Linked DNA regions of Mus musculus: region 2 is linked to region 1. Evidence: chromatin loops called from intact Hi-C (ENCODE). Cell type or tissue: left cerebral cortex. All regions are shown on one strand. Each heading gives the region's core, and the rest is flanking DNA. Links, peaks and the distances in the headings are about the cores only.

Region 1 (9,639 bases), core at 1,171-9,170:
GTAGGAAGTACATATCCCTTGATTATGATGGTTCTTCGGACTGTAAGGCCCCCCTGCAGAGCCCCCACATATGGCACACGCTGTAGAAAAAGAAAATGGGGTCCCATTCAGTCTCTGATGAGGAAACCCAGACACAAGAGCACATTTTCACAGAGAGGCAGCATTTTGCTTGTGAATTGTCCCCAATCATGTCTTCTCCCGAGTCCTGACCACCGGCTGCATCTTCTCCCACCCTCAAAACCGTCAACCCACATATAGTCCACCCTTTCTGGGCTCCCAGCATTCTCTGCCTCCTTTGACTTGCTCCTTTGACTAGCCCCTGGGACACCATACCGGATTGAAGACTGGGGGTCCTGTCATGACCTGCGAAGAAAGAAAGGGATTCTACTGTGTAAGATTTGACAAATACCTTATCCAACATGTCTTCATCCCTTTCCCAACTCCAAATTGTCCTCATCCCTCCATGAGCCCACCATGCGCCTCCCACTTACAGGCAAGGTGTTCATCTGTGGAGGGTTGTACCCAGGACTCTGGAATAGATAGACAGAAGGGAAGAAAGATGAAGGAATGCGGCGTCCTTTGTCCCCAAGCTTCCCTTACCATTACTCCAACTCTGTGGGAAACTGCCCACAGCCTAGCAGATACTTACCCCAGCAGGGTAAGCTGGAATAGTCATGGCTCCCTGTGGGTACAGAGAGGAAAGGAGGTCATGGCTGGGATCATAATTCTAGACTGGCAAGTGTTGAGGAGAATCCCTGGGCACCCCATTAGGTACATGGTCTACAGCCCCTGCTGTATTTTGGGATGGCCAGAGGCTCTGTGTCTTTAGGACAACTCCTGGTAAATTCTCTTCTTTGTTCCCTGCTCCACAACCGTGGGTCGATCCCTTCTGTCCTGGGATCCTCGTCCACCCCTCGTCTCCCCTTAGCCTAGGATCAGTCTGGAAAGTGGAATTCAGGAGGTAAATCTGGGCCTTGGTACTTCTTTCTAGGCCCATGATGACCAAAGTCCTGTCACCTATGCTTCACATACCCAACCCTAGAGCAAGCTGGAGTCGTGGGAGTCACAGAGATCCTGTTTAGCAGGCCCTCTGCTGTCTTCGCGGTTCAGCCTCTCTCGGAGCCACAGCTCTGTACATATGACCTGGACCCTGTCTGGACCCTTTCCCTCCTCCTCTTCCTCCTCTTCCTCCTCTTCCTCCACCTCCTCCTTCTCTTTTTTTCGTTGTTGTGGGTTTGTTTGTTTGTTCAGTTGGTTGGTTTGGTTTGGCTTTTTTGAGTCAGGGTTTCTCAGTATAGCTCTGGCCATCCTAGAACTCACTTTGTAGACCAAGGCATCCTCGAACTCAGAGATCCACCTGCCTCCACCTTCAGAGTGCTGGGATTAAATGGTGTGCCACCACCGCAGGCTCATCATCCTCATTTTTACTGTCTCTGTTTTCTCCTCCTTTTAATTAACTCCTATTCTGAAAGTTCTTCAAATCAATCAATCAATTCATTTCTCTGTCTCCATCCCCCCACAGTCCCCTTCCCAAAACACAAACACCAGGGTGTTGATCTGTGGCCCAGGCTGGTCTCCTTGCAGTGAACATTCTGCCTCAGCCTCCTGATGCTGGGATCACAGGCAGTAGTCACCATGCTGGGCTGGACTCCATATTTGGCATCAGCGCTCCCCCACCCCTACCCCACCCCCATGACAGTGTGTCTGTAACTTGTTCCGTCTCCCCTTCAGGTGATAAACTCCCCATTTTGATCCATCGACTTGTTGAAGAGCAGGCTGATCATTTTTTATTTTTAAAATATTTATTTACTAAATTTTCATGTATGTGCCTAAGTACACATCTGTGACCCCTGTGGGGGTCAGAGGAGGGCTCAGAGTCCCCGGAACTGGACTTACAAATGACTATGCACTTGGGAGCTGGCAACTGGACCTAGGTCCTTCTGGTTTATTCAAGACAGGGTCTCACTATTTAGGTCTGGCTGTTCTGGCACTCCCTATGCAGACTAGGCTGGCATTGAACTCACAGAGATCCACTTGCCTCTAGTTCTCCAGCACTGGGATCCGAGGTGTGTGCCTAATGGTTACACCTGCTCTTTACTGCCATCTCCAGCCCCCAGGCTGAGAGTTTCAACTTTCAGGCTTTTGTTGGTTAGTTGATTGGCATTAAAGAAACTGGGGAACTCATCCCTCACGCTACGTTAGCTTACTGTAGCTGAGCCAGGCTCCTAGCAGCTCACTGGGGCACTGTAGGCAGATGCCCACCCTACCATTAAGCAAGCTTCAGCTTGCGACATTGGGAATTGGCGTGCTGGTTTATTGCAGTGGGTGTGTGTCAGAGGCTCTGCAGGCTGCGTGCCTGGGTGTGGACCTTCTAGGACACTGGGTCCTATGTTTTCTTGACATTCAGATCTAGCTCTCCTGGCCAATTTCCAAGGCGATTGCATCCTATTGCCCTCTGAGCAGCCATCTGGTAGCCATGCTAGCTGATTCGAATGCCTGCCCTGCCCGCAGGTCATGTGATACCGTGTTACACCTTTTCCTTTACAACCGGATGGGGACCCAGTGGCAAGTCACCATGGCTTCGAGTTGCCCCAGTGACCAATGTATTAAGCAATCTGTCCTGAATTCGTTTACTCTTTATCTGCTTGTCTTTTCTTTTTCTTTTTCTTTTTTTTTTTAAGATTTATTTATTATATGTAAGTACATTGTAGCTATCTTCAGATACACCAGAAGAAGGTGTCAGATCTCATTACGGGTGGTTGTGAGCCACCATGTGGTTGCTGAGATTTGAACTCCAGACCTTTGGAAGAGCAGTCAGTGCTCTTACCGGTTGAGCCATCTTGCTAGCCCCTGCTTGTCTTTTCTTATCTCACTTTCTGACTCTAATTACACACCTCTTCCTGCTCCTGGAAGCCCTTTGGACTGAGTCAGCTCCTTCCTTTGGGTGTTCAGAACACCTTGTTAACCCTTTCCCTGAGCCTAACCCTCTGCCTGAACCTCCTTATCTAGACTCTGACCATCTCTCTGCCTGCACACACCCCCACCGGTCACTGTCTATCTTTCTGGTGGACTGTCTTGGTCACCACAGGGTCCCTGGACCCATTCCTTAAAGGGACCAGGAGTGGAAACAGAGACGGTGGCCAATGTGCGAACAGGTCAAAGAGACAAATGAAGAGACGTTCCATACCGGATATGGGGCTGCAGCTGGTTGGCCTCCGAGGAAGTTGATGGACTGAAGTTCCAGGTCCCCATCCACTTGCAGATGGGTGACCATCTGTACAGGTAACCGGTGCCCGTATTCATAGAAGGAATTTCCGTTCACCACGACCTGGGGGACAGAGACAAGGTGTCAGACATCAGCAGCCGCAGCTGGCAAGCAAATGTGAGGAAATGGGAATGGGATTGGATTTATTTATTTAGTGCATGAGCGAGGGCACGTGTGTGCATATATGTGCAGGTGCACATGTGTGCACATTTATGTGGAGGCCAAAGGTCAGCTGTGAGTGTTGGGCCTCAGTACCTGTCTGCCTTGGTTTTTTGAATTGGGTCTCTCGCAGTAGACTAGGCTGGCTGGCTCCTGTCCCTGCTCCCCTGAGCTTGGATTATAGGCATGGCCCAGCATGGCTCAGCACTCCAGTTCATTATGTAGATGGCAAGGATAGAGCCCAAGCTCACAGCCAGCGCTTTACTGACTGACCCAGCCCTAAGGGATCTTTTTGATTTGAAGTCCAATGTATTTGTTGAGTTCTAGGAGCGCCTCGCCAGCAGGAATTTTGGGACTCAGGGACCAGAGGTCAAACTGAAGTACAAAGTCAACTCACAGTGGAGGGAGAGAAAGAATCAGGCCCGAGGGTTTGTATTGGCACAAAAGAACTTGGCTTGTAAGGTCTGGTTCTGGCATGGCCCTGGCTGTGTGACCTCGGGTAAGTTACTTTACCTTTCTGAACTTTTATTTAAAACCTTCCAGAATGGGAGTTGCTCATATCTGAGTTTGTCAAGAGGATGGCAACCAAGCCAGGCAAGGCAGAGGCTTACGGCAGACTGGAAGCAGCCTGCTGGACTTGGTGTCACCCTCCGTCTGATCATCGATCTATGTGACAGACATGGATCCGGAGCCAGTCCTAGAGGACTGAGGACTTCCTGTATGCTAAGTGCTGGGTCTGGTGACATCAATGTGCCACACTCAAGCTGGATATGGTGTACACACCTGCAGTTTCAGCACTCAGAAGGCTGAGGCAGGAGACTACCAAAGCCTCAGGACAGTTTGGGCAAAGAAGTGAAATCTTAAATTAAAAGTTCCAAAAAAAAAAAAAAAAAAAAAAAAAAGACTGGAAGTTTGGCAAGATGGCTCAGCAGCTAGAGGCTCTCTGCGCTGAGTCTGACAACTGGAATTAGATCCTAGCATCCCCCCATAAAAAGTCAGGAGAGCCAGGCGAGCCTTTAATCCCAGCACTAATGAGGCAGAGAGGCAGGTAGAGCTCTGTGAGTTCGAGGCCAGTCTGTTCTATATAGTGAGTTCCAGGAGAGCTGGGCCTATATAGAGCATATATAAAGAATATAAAGAGAATATATAAAGAATATTAAAAAAATTAAAAGAGAGCTAGGGCTGTGGCTTTGTTATAGAGAGGGCACTTTGCATCTGCCCAGTATGCCCAAGGCTTCTGTCCACCAGGGTGGATGTCAGGGAGGGCAAGAGAGAAAGAGGGTTATAGGACAGTGGGGAGGCTGCAGGGAGGGAGGGCTGCAGACAGGGAGGGCTTCAAGCAGAGAAGGAGGGCTACAGGCAGGGAGGGGGCTGCAGGGAGGGAGGGGGCTTCTGGGGAGGGAGGGTTGCAGACAGGGAGGGCTTCAAGCAGGGAAGGAGGGCTACAGGCAGGGAGGGGGCTGCAGGGAGGGAAGGAGAGGCCCCCACCTTGTAGTGCTCAGGCATGACCATGAACACCAGCTCGAAGTGCTTGCCCTTCTGGAAAGGCATGCTCTTCTTCTTCTCTTCCTTGCCCCATTGTCCACTTTGCATCGTGTTGAAGACCACCTTGTCCCAGCCATCAAAGCGGGGATTGAAGTGGAAAGCAACATCCGCCCCATCATCCTGCCCCACAGCGAAGTTCACGTGGAACCTGGTGGGATGTAAGGCATGGTTCACAGTGCTGCCCGCCTGTGCATGGGGCCTGGTGGGATGTGAGTTATGGTTCACAGTGCTGCCCGCCTGTGCATGGGGCCTTCAGTAAGGAGTCCTGACTTCATCCTGACTGGGCACTCTTGACCCAGCTCACAGGGAGGTAGGGAGCCTGCGTTCCCTAAGAGTCTTGTGGCAACACCTCCTCTCTACCTCTCTTTCTCATCTCCCCTGAGCCTCTTCAATGATCAGGGCAAATCGGACTCCTTTCTTTCTTATATTGTTTTCTTTGGGAGGTTGAGGGGGTGATGTAGCCCAGGCTAGCCTCTAACTTGTGCCCTTCCTGCCTTAGCTTGCAAAGGGTTGGGATTACTGCTGTGCATCACCTGAGAGGGCAAGGGTTTTTGTCCCCACCCTCTCTGCTCCTAGTACTAGGCATGGTGTGGCTAGCCAGGGCTACATGGTGAGACCACTGCCTCAGAAACAAAACAAAACCCACAAAAAAAAAAAAAAAAACAATGTGAAAGGTGATTGAGGTGACACCAGAAGTTGACCTCTGGTCTCCACATGCACACAGATGCACCTGCACATACACCTACACACATGGGCACACACACTTGTGCACACATATGTGTGCCCACACACAAACACAAAGGTGGATGATGCCTGAGAAAGACATTTGAGGTTATCTTCTGTCTCACACAAACATGCATGTACACACACATGTACATATACTCTGCACACACATATATACCAAGCTGAACCATGGAAAAAGCCAAGCCTTAGTGGAATTGCTCTTTTGCACACTGAAACCTGACAATCATCCCATTTTACAGATTGGAAGCTGAAGTACAGAGATGTTCAGTAGCAATCTGAATCACACAGTGGCTGAGTACCCTCCACACACAGGGGACAAGGGAGGTGACCTCAGGGCATGGCTCTGACCTTGTGATCTGAATTAACTCTCAAGTCTGTCACTTCAGGGTATTGTCCCAGTCATAGAGCCACCTCTTGTAGTGACCCCTTCCTGACTTCTCTTGGCCAATCTTGATATGACCCGCACAGCCCTTAGTCTACTAGCCCTCCACTGCTTCCTTCCTTTGCTCACTTCCTAGGTTGGGGTCTCCCTGTTCATTTCTGTCCCCATAGGCCATTTGTACTCCACAAGCCACCAGAGGAACCCTGTGAACAATGGACTCTCAGCATATTTCAAACCACCTGGCATCAGAGTTAGGGAAGGCGAAGGCCCCTCCCTGGGGTGAGCGGGGAAGTGCGCTGGGGACTGTCTCACCGTCTCATGTTCTCTTTGGCCATTCCTTGGATGTAAACGGACATCCCGACACTGAGGCCACCTGGGATGGGTCTCTTGTAGGGCAGAGTCTGTAGAAGGGACCAGGTGAAGAGCCTCAGAGGTTGCCTGCCAGCCACAACCCTTTCCTCTCACCCCAAAGACTCTCAGTCCCTTAAGCGGGGGAGATGAGACTTAGGGTAAGGAGCTAAGGATATGGGTCAATAGGAGAATACTTGCCCAGCATAGCAAAGGGAGAAAACGAGAAAATGGGGCTGGGGAAGAGAGGTGTGGGCTCAGGTGGGCATCTCACCGGATTGTAGGTGGGCTGGTAGCCCGGTGCTGGAACATAGGCCATCTTGAGAGTCTGGGCTGATAGCTTGCCTGGAGAGAAGAGATGTGTGGGAAGTGGTGGCTGGCTGCAGGTGGCCCTTATACTAGAGGGAGTGGCTGGCAGGGGAGAGAGTACAGGAGGTCTCTCTGGTGGAGACTTCTAGGGCACACCCTTGTCTCCCATCCTAGCAGGGATGCTGACCCTCTTAGGGCCCAGACAAGGAGGAAGTATTTCTGGACTTTGCCCTTGCAAGGCTTTATCAGAACCATAAAACCCTGCCCAGAGGACTGTTGGCAGAGGGAGGGTGGATCAGGTGGGCAGGGCAGGGGCTAGGCCACAGGAATGTCTGAACAGGTGGGCAACAGAAGCAGAGTAAAGGGCGGGTACCTCCTGACCCCACACGCTATGTAACAGGGGCCCAGTGCACACGCAGCTGGGGCCACAGGTTCTGGGTTCCAGTTCTGCCATTGGTGGCTGGCTGCAGGTGGCCCTCATACTAGAGTGACCCCAGCACTCGGGAGGCAGAGGCAGAATTACTTGCATGCTCAGGGGCAGCCTTGTCTGCAGAGCAAGACTCTGCCTTAAAAAAAAAAAAATTGCTGGGCACCATGGCAATGACTTTAAACCCTAGCATTTAGAAGATGGAGGAAGGCAGAGTTTGAGGCTCCCCTGCAGTGTCAAACTGGGGAGGGGCAGCTAAGTGGCTTAACAGTTAAATAGTCAATTCTGGAACAGCCAAGGCTATGTAAAAGACCCTGTCTCAGAAAAAGAAAGAAAGAGAGAGAGAGAGAGAGAGAGAGAGAGAGAGAGAGAGAGAGAGAGAAAGGAAGAAAGAGGAGAGGAAAGGAAGGAAGGAAGGAAGGAAGGAAGGAAGGAGAGGTAACAGAGAAAAAAAGGGAAAAAAGAAAAGAAAAAGAAGCTGTGTGGTGGTGGCTCACGCCTTTAATCTCAGCACTCGGGAGGCAGAGGCAGGCAGATTTCTGAGTTGGAGGCCAGCCTGGTCTACAAAGTGAGTTCCAGGACAGCCAGGGTTATACAGAGAAATCCTGTCTCGAAAAACCAAAAAAAAAAAAAAAAAAAAAAAAAAAAAAAGAAGAGAGCGGGCTGGGCCAGAGCTCAGAGGTGGAGCCCTGGGTCTGGCCTGTGTGGGGTCCTGGGCTCCAGCCCCACCGATGCAGGGAAGGAGAGAGCAAATGCTCACCACAGTAGTTAAGTGCCCAACACCGGATCGGCACTCAGCACACAGAAAACACTAAGTAAATGTTTGACCTCTTACACTCATTCCAAACATAAATCCAGATCATTCATGGATAAGAAAACAAACACACAGGGGGGGGGGGGGGGAGGAAACAACTGGCCAGATGTGGTGATGCACCTCGGTAAATAGGAATCTGGTGTCATTCTCAGCTACACAGTGAGTTCCAGGCCAGACTTGTCTACATGAAACTGTATCTAAAAATAAAATTAAATTAAAAGAGGAGTTGGGGAGGGGTGGCTGGGTGGCTTAACAGGTAAAGAAGACACTTGCCACCAAGTTCAACCCAAGGACCCATGTGATGGGAAGAGAATTAACTTCCTCCCAAATGCACACACACTAAGAAGCAACAAAAGTCAGCATGTCTGTAAAGGGCTGCGGAGACGGCAGAGGGGTAAGAGAAGAGCACTTGCTGCTCTTGCAAGGAAAAAAAAAAGAAAGAAGGAAGAAATGAACTGATTGGCTCAAGATGGGTAGCAATGAAGTCAGCTCAACTCCATGGCCCTACTGTGCGTCCTGAGGAGTGACACAGCTCACACAAGGACGGGCACAGGGAACAGGTGTCCCTTTCAGCCTTCCTGTTTCTGTTCTTTAAACACTTCCTCTTAGCCCGGTCAGATTTGCCCGCCTCCCTGCCTGCCCAGCTGCCCTCCCTGGAACTAGTGCCTCTGAGCCCCCACCCACTGCAGTAAAGACACCCCGCTGTGTTCAAACTTTATTGTTCACAGTGAAGATAAGGCCCCAGGAAATGAAGAACTAAGTCATAAAGTTATACACTGGGACACCCCATGGGAGGAGGCCTGGCTCCGTGGAGTCCTCCTCTCTCAGGGTCCGGAAGACATTCAGAGCTTGGAGAAGGTGATGCTTTTTGTGTCCCTCTTCTCCATGGCTGCCTGGACTGATTTGATGATGTCCTGGGTCTGCAGCATGCTCATGTTCCAGGTGGCCTGGATCAAGGGTGCGGGGAAGACCGGAAGGCGCCAATCAGAGGAGTGCGCATGTGCAGATTCTCCCCACTCGCCAAGCCCGCAGTTGTTCACCGTGGACCAGGGCGCACAACAGTTGGTGTAGGCAGGGCCTTACCATGTAGTCAAGGCTCTCGTCCACAGAATGGTCTCGGGAGTAGATGAGATTGATTTTTGACCCCTGCACAGCCACAGGGCTCTTGCTGGAAATATCAGCCGCCAGGGCAAAGGCTGCATTCAGCATGGCGTCCTTATCTTGGAACACGCGGCTGCCAGGGAAAGATTAGGTGAGGGGGACATCCTCTCCCTGCCCTGTGGATGACCAGGTGGCCTCCCAGAGAAAATGGGAAGCCCCAACCAAAGGGTTCAACCACATCCTCAGGCTCAGAAGAGCAAACAGGCACTCCAGCAAAGGCCATCTGGTCTCTGGAGTGAGGATACAGGGGACCATAGAGCCCCAATCTGCTGAGATGGCCCTGTCATGATGGCACTTCCCTGCCATCAGCTAGCCAATCAGGGCCCTACCTGACCAGCCCACTGTCCAGGGCCTCGTCAGCCATCATCTTGCGGGCAGAGAAGGTCAGCTCGTTGACCAGGCTACAGAATAGGGAGAGCAGATCAGAAGATCCTGTCAGCCTGAAAGGGGGGGGGTGGGCTGGGGGCTGGGCTGGCCCCTCCTCC
Region 2 (9,639 bases), core at 244-8,243, 54 kb before region 1:
AGGCAGGGAGGGGCTAGGCAGGCCTCTCTTTCTCAGTCTTGTAGGGGAGGGAGGCTTGGCAATCAGCATTTCTGGTCTGCTAAATATATACGCTGTGCTGTGGGTTCTTAGCCGATTGGAGGGGACAACGGACTCCTGTGCCCCAGAGATACCTTCCTATCCCAGGTCCCCTCTGCCCCTGAGGCCCCTTCAAAGCCTCTCACATCTAGGCCAAAGCCCCATGTGCCTTGTCCAGGAACCGCCTGCCCTAAGAAGTCCAGCAGAGGGCACCCAGCTCCCCTGGACCAGATTCCAGTGGCTCCTCCCAGGAGCAGAGGACCTGCCATAGCCCTTCTCTGCCTCAGGAGTGGCTGCGGGGCAATCAGCCCCAGCCCACCTGGCCTCTGAGTCTCAGATTTTCTAAGGACCAAAACCAACAAAACACAAAGAATGGAACAGAAACAAACAAAAAAATCATTTAAAAAAAAAAAAAGGAAAAAAAAAACTTAAAAAAAAAAAGAAAACTTTAAAAACTTAAGACCTTCCAGAGAATTACTATTTACTTTATTAACTTACGGATTTATTATATAAATATATATCCATCTAGCTGCATATCTCTGCCACCTCTCTCACTCTCATAATGAAGACATAGCTGATTCAATGCCCTCCCCAGTCCCTCCTGATTTTCCCCTCGTGGCGGTGGGCAGAGGTCTCTGGGGACCTTCTGAGGTGGAGGCAGGCTGCTGGCCTGCCTGCCTGGTCGTTAATGGGTTTCTCTCCACTCGCCCCCTTGAGTTTATTCTGATTGATTTTTATTTTCTTGGTTTCTGGATAAACCACCCTCTGGGGATGGGAGAATAAAACATGTAATATTTTTAAGAAGGACTCTGGTGTCATCTTCTCCCTGCATCTCTGTTCATGCCCCAAGGAGCTGGCAGTGCCCACCAGCCCAGTGCCTGTGTGGGGGTTGTGCCCCTCTCTAAGCAGGGACTGACATGAAGAGGCTTCAAAAGGAAGGGTGGCAGTTCTGTTTGGGATGGCTCCAGCTCGTAATCCCAGCACTTGTGAGGCCGGCCAGGGTTACATAGCCACCACCTTTGTGACAGTGAGTCGGGCAGCAGGGTGACCTCCCTCAGCTTCAAACCTATGAGAAGGTAGCCACCTCCGACCACTGAAGAGAAAAGAAAGATACCCTTGAGGCAGAGGCCCTGGGATGGTGCTAGAGCCACACTGTCCCTCGGGCCAGCTCACCTGTTTGTGGGTCAGGCAGACGACCCCCTCGCCGCCATCCAGGTGTTGGCAGCAGTGGCCTGTGTGGGAGAGGCCAGGGTGAGTACGCAGCACCAGCCCTGATGCACACCCCACCACACCCTACCCTGCCTGCCAGGAGTACTCACGGAAGATGCAGGTGAGCCGGGCTGCACAGCACACGAAGCGCTCGAAGTCCACACGGAGCCGGCTGTCCCGGTAGCGGCTAGTGAGGGACTGGGTCAGCTGGTTGTTGAGGTGGAAGCCTACGAGGAGGCCGCCTTGTTTATTGTGTTTACAGTATCCACGTGTGGTGCTGCTTATTTTAGTGTTGGGGGTGGGCACACGTACATGGGGAGCGTCTTCCTCAGTCCTTTCTCTACTGAGGCCGAGGCTCACCGAGATCACTTGCCCTTCACGTGGGTGCTGGGGATCTGAACTCTGGCCCTCACACTGGAGTTGCAAGTAAAAGTTCCTTACCTACGCAGCATTCCTGTGTGCTGTTTGAAAGAAGCTGTCCTCTAACTCCTACATAGCCAAGGACTGTCACCAGCTCCTGAGGCCCCTGCCCCTCCTCGGGTGCCAAGAGTTCAGCCTGTGGTTTATGTGGTACTCGATCTAGAACTCAGGGCCTCCAGCACGCTTGAGGAGCACTCTCCAACTGATGTGGGCCTTTTGTGGCTGTTTTGGAGTGTTGGGGGTGGAACCCCGGGGCCCTTGCATAGGCCAAGCAAATGCTCTCTCCGTTGAGCTACAACCCCAGCCCTCTGGGAAGTTAGTGTGACACTTAAGTTGCTTAGGCTGCTTCTCAAGGTGCCAACAGGTGCAGCTTTGTGATTGCGCCTTCAGAGGTTGACGGACTATCTCCCCGACTGGGTACCACTGTGTGACTCTTCCTCTGAGGCCGCACCTAAAGTCTAGACATTGGCTCTGTCACATCTGCTGTAGAATCACAATGCAATGGATTTCTAGAAGCCCTAAGGCCCAAGGACTTGTCCCTCCCAGCTTCCATGAGCCCCATACAGTCTCAAAGATAACTGTACAAGTTTGTATTGTACCTTTGTGTGCTCATTCAACAGATGCTGCCCCTCCCACCCCCACGAACACCAGGCACACCATGCCCAGAGCTAGGTGGCCTGAGGCAGGTCGGTGTCCCTCTGATGTCCATGTACCCTGAGTATTGGTCTATGCTGGCCCAGGGCTGAAGGGAAACCTGGCTAGATGGCAGTAGTTCCTGACCCAGGAGCCCTCTGTCAACCTCTTAGAATTGCTGAAGATTCCCAGGCAAACATTATTATCAGACTCCTATCCAAAACAACCAGGCACTCTGGGATGAATGGATGGATGATCGAGTAAGTTCCCGACCTCCCCTCTGTCCTGTGTCCACTGCTTTAGTTCAGCACCCTGGCCCCCACCTTGGACTCTGCCTTGGGATCTTGTCTTCCATGTTCTTGGCCACTATTCTAGGTCTCATACTTGTAGTCTCTCATCTCTCACTAGCCTACGTGCCGCCCCCTGCCTGCCTGCCCCGGCTCCTACTTAGTGGTCACAGATGAACCCATGGAGGCATGGAGCTGACGGTCTTCTGAAATCACGATAATCCCACCCTAACATACATTTCTCCATGGCTTAGGATGGGATTTTCATCCTCTGTTGTATAACTCCGTAGCCTCATAAGGTGCTTTAGGGTATCTGGGGTGTTCTGTGGCATCTTGTGGGCTCCTTGCCATACTACACATTAGCCATGCCACAGATAAGCAGTCAGAGCCTCCAGGGAAGGAAATGGGCTCTGGCACTTGTGGACAGCCTATTAGGGATGGCCACAGCTGAGGGATGCAGACAAGAATTTGAGGATGGGTTGCTGTCCCTACAGCATCCCAGGTCCTCAGCCACACCTGCAGCAGTCAGTGCCAGCCTCAGTTCACAGGAGTTCATTGTCCCAGAGGCATCTTCATCAAACTTGTCAAATGTGGCCTGGAAGGTGGAGAGGCAGGTGGGAGTCAGTATCACAAGTCCAGCCCCAGAGTGATGCTCTTGCACCTTGAAGTAGCTAAGAGACGGCCTCAGCTCTGGTGGCTTCTGGGTGGGCACCACTCTACACCTGTGAGAAGGAGACAAGCTCCCAGGCTGTTGGGGACAAGTTCAAATCCATCTACCCACGAAGGTTAGGGAAGAGTCAGTAGCAGGGAGTTATCACTATGATCAGTTCTGGGACCCTTGAGCTCCTCCCCTTGAAGGAGTACCCATTAGTAGCTAAGCAGAGGCTCCTCGAAGGGGAGGTGACAGGCCTGTGGTTGGTCACCTGGCAAGGAAGAAGCTGAGCTGGGACCTGGAATTCCAACAGGAACCAGAGGCAGCTCTAGATCACTACATTTGGTGCCCTCAGAGGGCCACTATGGGGTGACAGGGACTTTATATCCTCGTTGGCAGTGCCCCCTTTGTCCATCCACACAATATCAGTGTCTAGAAGGAGGCAGCTGCTCTCAACCCTCACCTACCTGCCATGACATGAGATGGCCCCAGAGCTCCTGGAAGTGGTGTAGGGACAGTCTTTGCCCACGCTGCAAGTGAGGACACCTGGTTACAATCAATGTCCCCTAAAAGGCAAGGAAAAGCCCAGCATCCCTGTCCCTCCTCTCCATATACTACCCCACGTACCCCAAAACACTGCACAAGCTGTTCGCAGGTCCTAAGCCCAATCTCTCCAGGGGTCCTGGTGTTGGCCCTCGCTGCAAAAAAATCCAGCACCCCTTGCATGTAGGCCAACACTGCAAGAGCACTGCAGACTAACTCCCTGCAGTGGGCATATCATAGAAGCAGGTGCTGAGAGTTCATGCCTGAAGAACCAACCAAGCTGGGGTTCTACATTTCTGCCCCCACCTCTTAGAGGAAGTGGGGCGTGGCTGCGAGTGATCATGGCCCTCACATAACCTTGTAGGAAGTCCTGTTCCTGTGCCTGGCGCCCTAGCTTCATCACACATAGAGCCTGTATAGCTATGGTGCTTCAGTTGCAAGGACCCCCACCTCAACCTCCAGCCAAACTCACCAGGTTCCAGAGCAATGCTTATTAAGGTCTGCAGCTGAAGCGCGTTGAGTTCCTCCTCCTAATCAGGAAAGAACCACTCAAAACATCCAGCCAACAATCCACTCTGGGCCAGGCCCTGTGCTCCATAGGACTGACGGCATGGCTGTGGCTGCCTTCCTAGGGTCCAGCTAGAGGAGGCAGGCCTGTCCTCAGAGTGGTCAGGACAGTGGTGGGAGACACACTGTGGGGGCCCACCGTGGGCAAGTGACAGAGGAAGGCACTTGGGAAAGATGTTTTGAGTCTGGCAGGGGATGGGAACCTTCAGAGGAAGGAGGTGCAGACCCAGCAAAGGCCTTGAGACAATTTGAGCATTCCCAGAATAAAGAAAAGATACCCCAAACCCCAGCAAAGTGACTCAGGTTTAACCCCAGCATGGGTAACCCGAAGGAGGCCAGTCTGGGCTACAGAATACATAGCTGTTCCTGGATATCCTGATCTACAGTGTTTGATTTGGTTTAGGGTTTGTTTTGTTTTATAAGACATCTAAGGAGAGAGGGGAGCTCGTTGTCATTTGGCTGGGCATCCCCAGTCCCCGACTCTTACCTCTCCAGCCAGCTCCAAAAATAGCTGTGCCAACTCCAGCTCCAGGGGCTTGTAGGGGGCCTGTGGGGAGGAGGAGTTCAGTTCCTTCCCAAAGCCCTGCCCGCCCTCTAGAGTCTTGTCCCCACCTACAACAGTCCTCACCTGGAGGGCGTCCAGGTCTGCGCTGATCACGTCATCGATCTCCCTGCAAGTTACAGAAAAAGGGGAGGCGTTCGGGCGGAGGTCTCAGCAGAGGAAGTGGATATAGTCAAAGGCAGTGTGGGTTTTGGGGAGAAGGGAATCCCTGGGTAGGGCAGGGCTGAAGATGCAGGGACAGGGATTTGTGATTCCTGGGCGGGGCTTGGTGCCAGGGGCGGGGCCTATGATTCTAGATTGAGGTTCCTGGGCCGGGGTCGGGATGCCCCTGGTAAGGCTTATGGAGGGTACACTGGCTCACACTGCGGTGTGGCTGCGCTCCGAGAAGATGCGCAGAGTGAAGTCGGCTTCATCGCCTACGCGCGAGGCGCTGGGTACCACCAGGTAGTGGCCAGGCGGCAGGCGACAGCGACGGCTCACGTCGCGGCGGGCGCAGAAAACCGAGCGGTCGGCGCGCAGCAGTCCCGGCAAGAGCGCGCGGCTGCGCGGGGAGTCCCAGAGGTCCAGCAGCTGCGGGCAGGGGGGCATGACCACCACCCACCCGAGCTCCCCACCCAACCCTCTGATAGCCTCCACCGCGCCATTTCCCACACACACCCAGACTGTCTGGCCAGGCCCTCCCGTGTTCCCAGGCTTCCTGCCCTGGTCCATCAAGCCCTAGGGTAATTCTGGAGCCGCATCTGATACCCACCTCCTCCGGAATCTGCAGGAAGAAAACACCAAGGGAATGAAGGTTGGAGAGCTCGCAGATTTCCTTCCTCCCCTTCCACACCTCTCACACCCCTCCTTCTTTCTGAACCCTTAATATTTCCTCATCTTTGACCTAGGTCCTCTCTGACCCCTCCCCCAACCCTTTCCTTTCCACCTGTGCCCACATCCCTTCTCTGGCCCTTTGGTCCCCTCCTGCTCTCGGACCCTCAACGTTTTTCTCTTCCTGTTCCTGAATCCCTTTCTCCAATGATATCTGCAGTGGCACTCCTCTTTGAACCCACAGTACACTTCTGCCCATAACGGTGCCCTTGTGACCCTCTGCCCCTCCAGACCCTCAACTTGACCTTGGCCTCACCTGGAACACGTGGAAGCCCACAGTGAGGTAAGTGAGGCCCTTGGCCCTCAGACACCGGCGGTTGCGCTGGATGAGTGACAACAGGACCGTGCACTTGGGGACTCGGCCTCCTCTCGCCGGGCCCCGGGCCCCTGCCGCTCCCCAGCCTCCCCAGGGTCCCTCTTCATCATCGTCATCCTCTTCCTCATCAGGCTCCAGCAGTGTCAGCCGGAACTGGGGGTTGGTCCAGAAGTTTTCTGACAGAAAAGAAGGAGGTGGAGTTCCCATCCTGCCACAAGCCTCACCCAAGTTTGCTTCTCAGGGGTCCCCAAGGCCTCACCAGCGCTGGGCTGACTCCCACCGGAGTTGAAGCCTCGCACCCAGCGGCCCTGGAAGATGTGGATATGCCAGCCGCCGCCAGCAGGGCTGGGGCCCAACACCTCAGGACTCAGTGAACAAATCTGCACTGTGTTGAAGTGCGTGAGAAAGTCTTGAAGCTCCATCCTGGAAAGCACCAGCCGTGAAAAGTACCCAGCCACTCCAGAGCCCGGCTTGAGGGGCCCCAGAAGTGCCCCCAGTTCCCTAAAGACTGCAGAATAACTTCCAATCTCCAGAAACCCCGAAGCCTTCAGGCCTTGGCAATGTCTCCAAGTCCTCACAAATACCTTATCTCGGGAAGGAGTCACAAACGCCTCTCAACATATTCAAATTAGCATTAGAAAACCCGCAAATAGGTCTGGGAAAATGGCCGAGCCAATAAAAGCCACTGCTGTCCAAGCCTGACAAGCTGAGAGTTTGACCTTAGCATCTCACAGTGGAAGGAGAGGACTGATCCTCTCACCACCAATGGAGAAATAGAAAAGTTTTAAATTATATATAGTTAAAGCCTCCCCAGATTCCCCCTAAATATGGTTCTATTCCAATTAAATCTCCCAAAATCACTGACTCTACATTCCTTTAGATCCCCTCATGCCTGTAATTCCATCCTTGCCTTTTGGAAAGCTGAGGTCAAAATATGGCCATGAGACAAGGACTAGCCTGGTCTATATAGTGAGTTTTAAGCTAACCTAATTTCAGTGTTCTCCCTCTGAAAACAATGCCCTTTATAGTCCTGATCTTACTGCTTCTGCTCTAACTTTGCAAAAAAATAGATTTAGATTCCCACATCACAGCTGATAGGGACCATTGCTCTGCAACATGACCCATCCATCCCATGAGTTTCTCTGTGTCCTTTCTGGCCCTGCGTTCTAAGGCTCCTGTCCCAGCGGACCTCCCACCGGTAGAGTGGGTCCCTAAGAACTCACCAGAACTCGCCATCCTCCTTTTTCACAAGCAGGGCATCTCGCCACTCAGAAGGGAGCATGTCCCAGCGTGGGCAGCTGAGGAGACCAATGTGAGAGGAAGACATGTGGAGCCACGCCCCTGACCACGCCCCCACCCACCCCAAGCCCATCCTACCTGTCACTCCAGGGCCCGGACCACTCCACGCGGCCCCAGGGGTTCCTCAGCCGCAGCAGCCGCACCTTGGTGAAGCCCAGAGACATCTGAAGACAAAGTCATCAGTGAGGGTGGTGTGAGGGGCATCGTTACAGAGGGTAGGGTTAGCCCAGTCCACCTATGGAGCGTCTCACCTTGTGCGTGCCTGTGACAGAATAAGCATGTCCCTTCACCAGCCCTTCATCTGTGCGGATCTCACCCCGATCACTCTGGAGGAGGCGAAGATTGTGAGCCTCGGGTGGGAGGTAGAAGCATCTCTCCCCAGCCCCCCAACCCATCCTCATGCTTCCAATCCCGGAGCTCTCAAAGCAGCATAAAATGCCAAGGGACTCAGAGAGAGTGCTGGGGAGAGCAATTGGAGTAACAGATAGGAGATGGGGGAAACCCGGACTCTGCACTACAGGCCTGGGATTCGAGCAACACAGAAGGCTGATGCGTGACATGTTCAAGGCCCGTGTAGGTAACTTAGACTTTGCCTCGAAATGAAAAGTAAAAATGGAGGTGGGGGGAGGGATGTAGCTTATATGTAGAACTCTGGCCTAGAATCTATCATTGAGGATCTGGGGGGAGAGGGGGAGTCAACCGCAGAAGGTAAGAAAGACACTGGATGCTAAGGCTCCCCTCCCACCTCATCCCTGACTAAGTTGGTCTAGTGGAGGTCCACATGGGAGCCCAGCTCTCACCAGGGCAGTAGCACCCACAAGGGACTCCTTGGCCAATGCGTGGCGAAGGGCAGCAAAGACACCTGGAGTGTTTTGTCTCAAGTAGAGGACCTCACCCACGCCTCCTGTAAAGTCCACAAAAGCCTCGTTCATGTGACCTCCTCGCATTACCTCGTAGGAGCCATGGAGCCTGTTGGAGCAGGTAGAAGTAGGTCTAAGGTACAGAACATCTTGGGCCTAGGAGCTCTATCAGAATAAGGGTCTCCAGGACCTATAACCCAATTGTGTGTATGTGTATGTAATTTCTATATGTATGTGTTTTGCCTGCATGTATGTCTGTGCACCACATGTCATGTGTGCAGTGTCCATGGAAGCCTCAGATCCCTGGTACTGAAGTTACACATAGTCGTGACTGGGAATAAAAGTCAGGTCTTCTGGAAGAGCAACCAGTGCTCTTAACACTGAGCCATCTCTACAGATTCCCCACCCCAGCCCCCAGCCCTCCCTCTTGTCTTTGAGACCAAGCTTTGACTGACCAAGAACTCACTCTGTAGACCACATTTGTCTCAGAGTCCCAGAGATCCACCTGCCTCTGCTCTCAGAGTACTAGAGACAAAGTTGTTCTATAAGTGCTCAGCTAATTGGGTGTTTGTGTTTTGTTTAGACATGGTATTGCTATGCATCTCAGTCTGCCCTCAAACTTGCAATCCTCCTGCCTCAGTACACTTAGTACTACTGTGATAATAGGAGTAGGCTCAATCCCTGAACTATTCAGAGATGAGGTGGGAGACTCATCTGACACATGCTAGGCCTCTCATCTCTAGGGTCCATGAAACTGTGCAGTCTGGAAGCCATGGAAGAGCTGCACCAGAATTCTCAACTCTCCCTCAACCTTTGAGACTCTGGGAGCCTGTGAAGGCGATGCCTATGAGGACTTGTCAGGCCTTCCAGCGCACGGTAGCCTAATCCTATGATAAAGGATGGGCTGTCGATGTCTCAAAGGACCATGAGAGATGGCGTGAGGTTAAAGGCCCTTGAGGGAATAAGATTTGGCAAATCCAGGTTCTGATAGATGATGGGATTTCAGGATCCTTGGGAAATATGAGTATCAGTGGGATTCTTAGAATGTTTGTGGAAAATGTCATTTCCACAAAAAAAAAAAAAAAAGAAAGAAAGAAAGAGAGAAGAGAAGAGAAGAGAAGAGAAGAGAAGAGAAGAGAAGAGAAGAGAAGAGAAGAGAAGAGAAGAGAAGAGAAGAGAAGAGAGGAAGGCCTTTAAGATTTGAAAATTCTGCTGGGTAGTGGTGTATGCCTTTAATCCCAGCACTCAGGAGGCAAAAGCAGGCAGATCTCTATGAGTCTGAGGTCAGCCTGCTCTACAGAGTGAGTTCCAGGACAGCCAAGTTACACAGTGAAATCCTGTCTTGAAGAACCATAAATAAACAA

What was found. Peaks named below come from ENCODE experiments on the same cell type or tissue, not always from the same donor. Only the 100,000 strongest peaks of a DNase experiment are listed, where the experiment ranks them.
Region 2: a loop joins it to region 1, with 1.8 times the contacts of the local background. A loop is called at or near these places in 2 of 42 quality-filtered maps.

Annotation. Positions count from the first base shown.
Region 1 is chr7:28,831,305-28,840,943 of GRCm38, reverse strand. Ech1 (enoyl coenzyme A hydratase 1, peroxisomal) reads right to left here. Exons shown (of 10, transcript NM_016772.1): 8 at 9,484-9,555; 9 at 9,077-9,227; 10 at 8,705-8,940. The coding sequence ends at 8,836. Lgals4 (lectin, galactose binding, soluble 4) reads right to left here and starts at 7,150. Exons shown (of 10, transcript NM_010706.2): 1 at 6,718-7,150; 2 at 6,408-6,496; 3 at 4,913-5,117; 4 at 3,188-3,328; 5 at 650-682; 6 at 492-530; 7 at 334-363; 8 at 1-80. The coding sequence starts at 6,762. In left cerebral cortex, for the core only: no CTCF peak of the experiment used is centred there; no DNase peak of the experiment used is centred there.
Region 2 is chr7:28,884,473-28,894,111 of GRCm38, reverse strand. Capn12 (calpain 12) reads right to left here. Exons shown (of 21, transcript NM_001110807.1): 5 at 8,216-8,384; 6 at 7,667-7,741; 7 at 7,494-7,579; 8 at 7,340-7,414; 9 at 6,376-6,539; 10 at 6,057-6,292; 11 at 5,682-5,693; 12 at 5,292-5,500; 13 at 4,997-5,039; 14 at 4,856-4,915; 15 at 4,274-4,331; 16 at 3,886-3,956; 17 at 3,726-3,788; 18 at 3,123-3,201; 3 more. The coding sequence ends at 1,124. It overlaps Actn4 (actinin alpha 4), which reads left to right. Exons shown (of 21, transcript NM_021895.3): 21 at 1-864. It overlaps Gm44700 (a long non-coding RNA gene), which reads left to right and starts at 5,160. Exons shown (of 2, transcript XR_003946619.1): 1 at 5,160-5,723; 2 at 5,961-7,249. In left cerebral cortex, for the core only: a CTCF peak has its summit at 255 (motif pointing right); DNase peaks (open chromatin) are centred at 267 and 5,201; H3K4me3 peaks cover 796 bases; H3K27ac peaks cover 575 bases.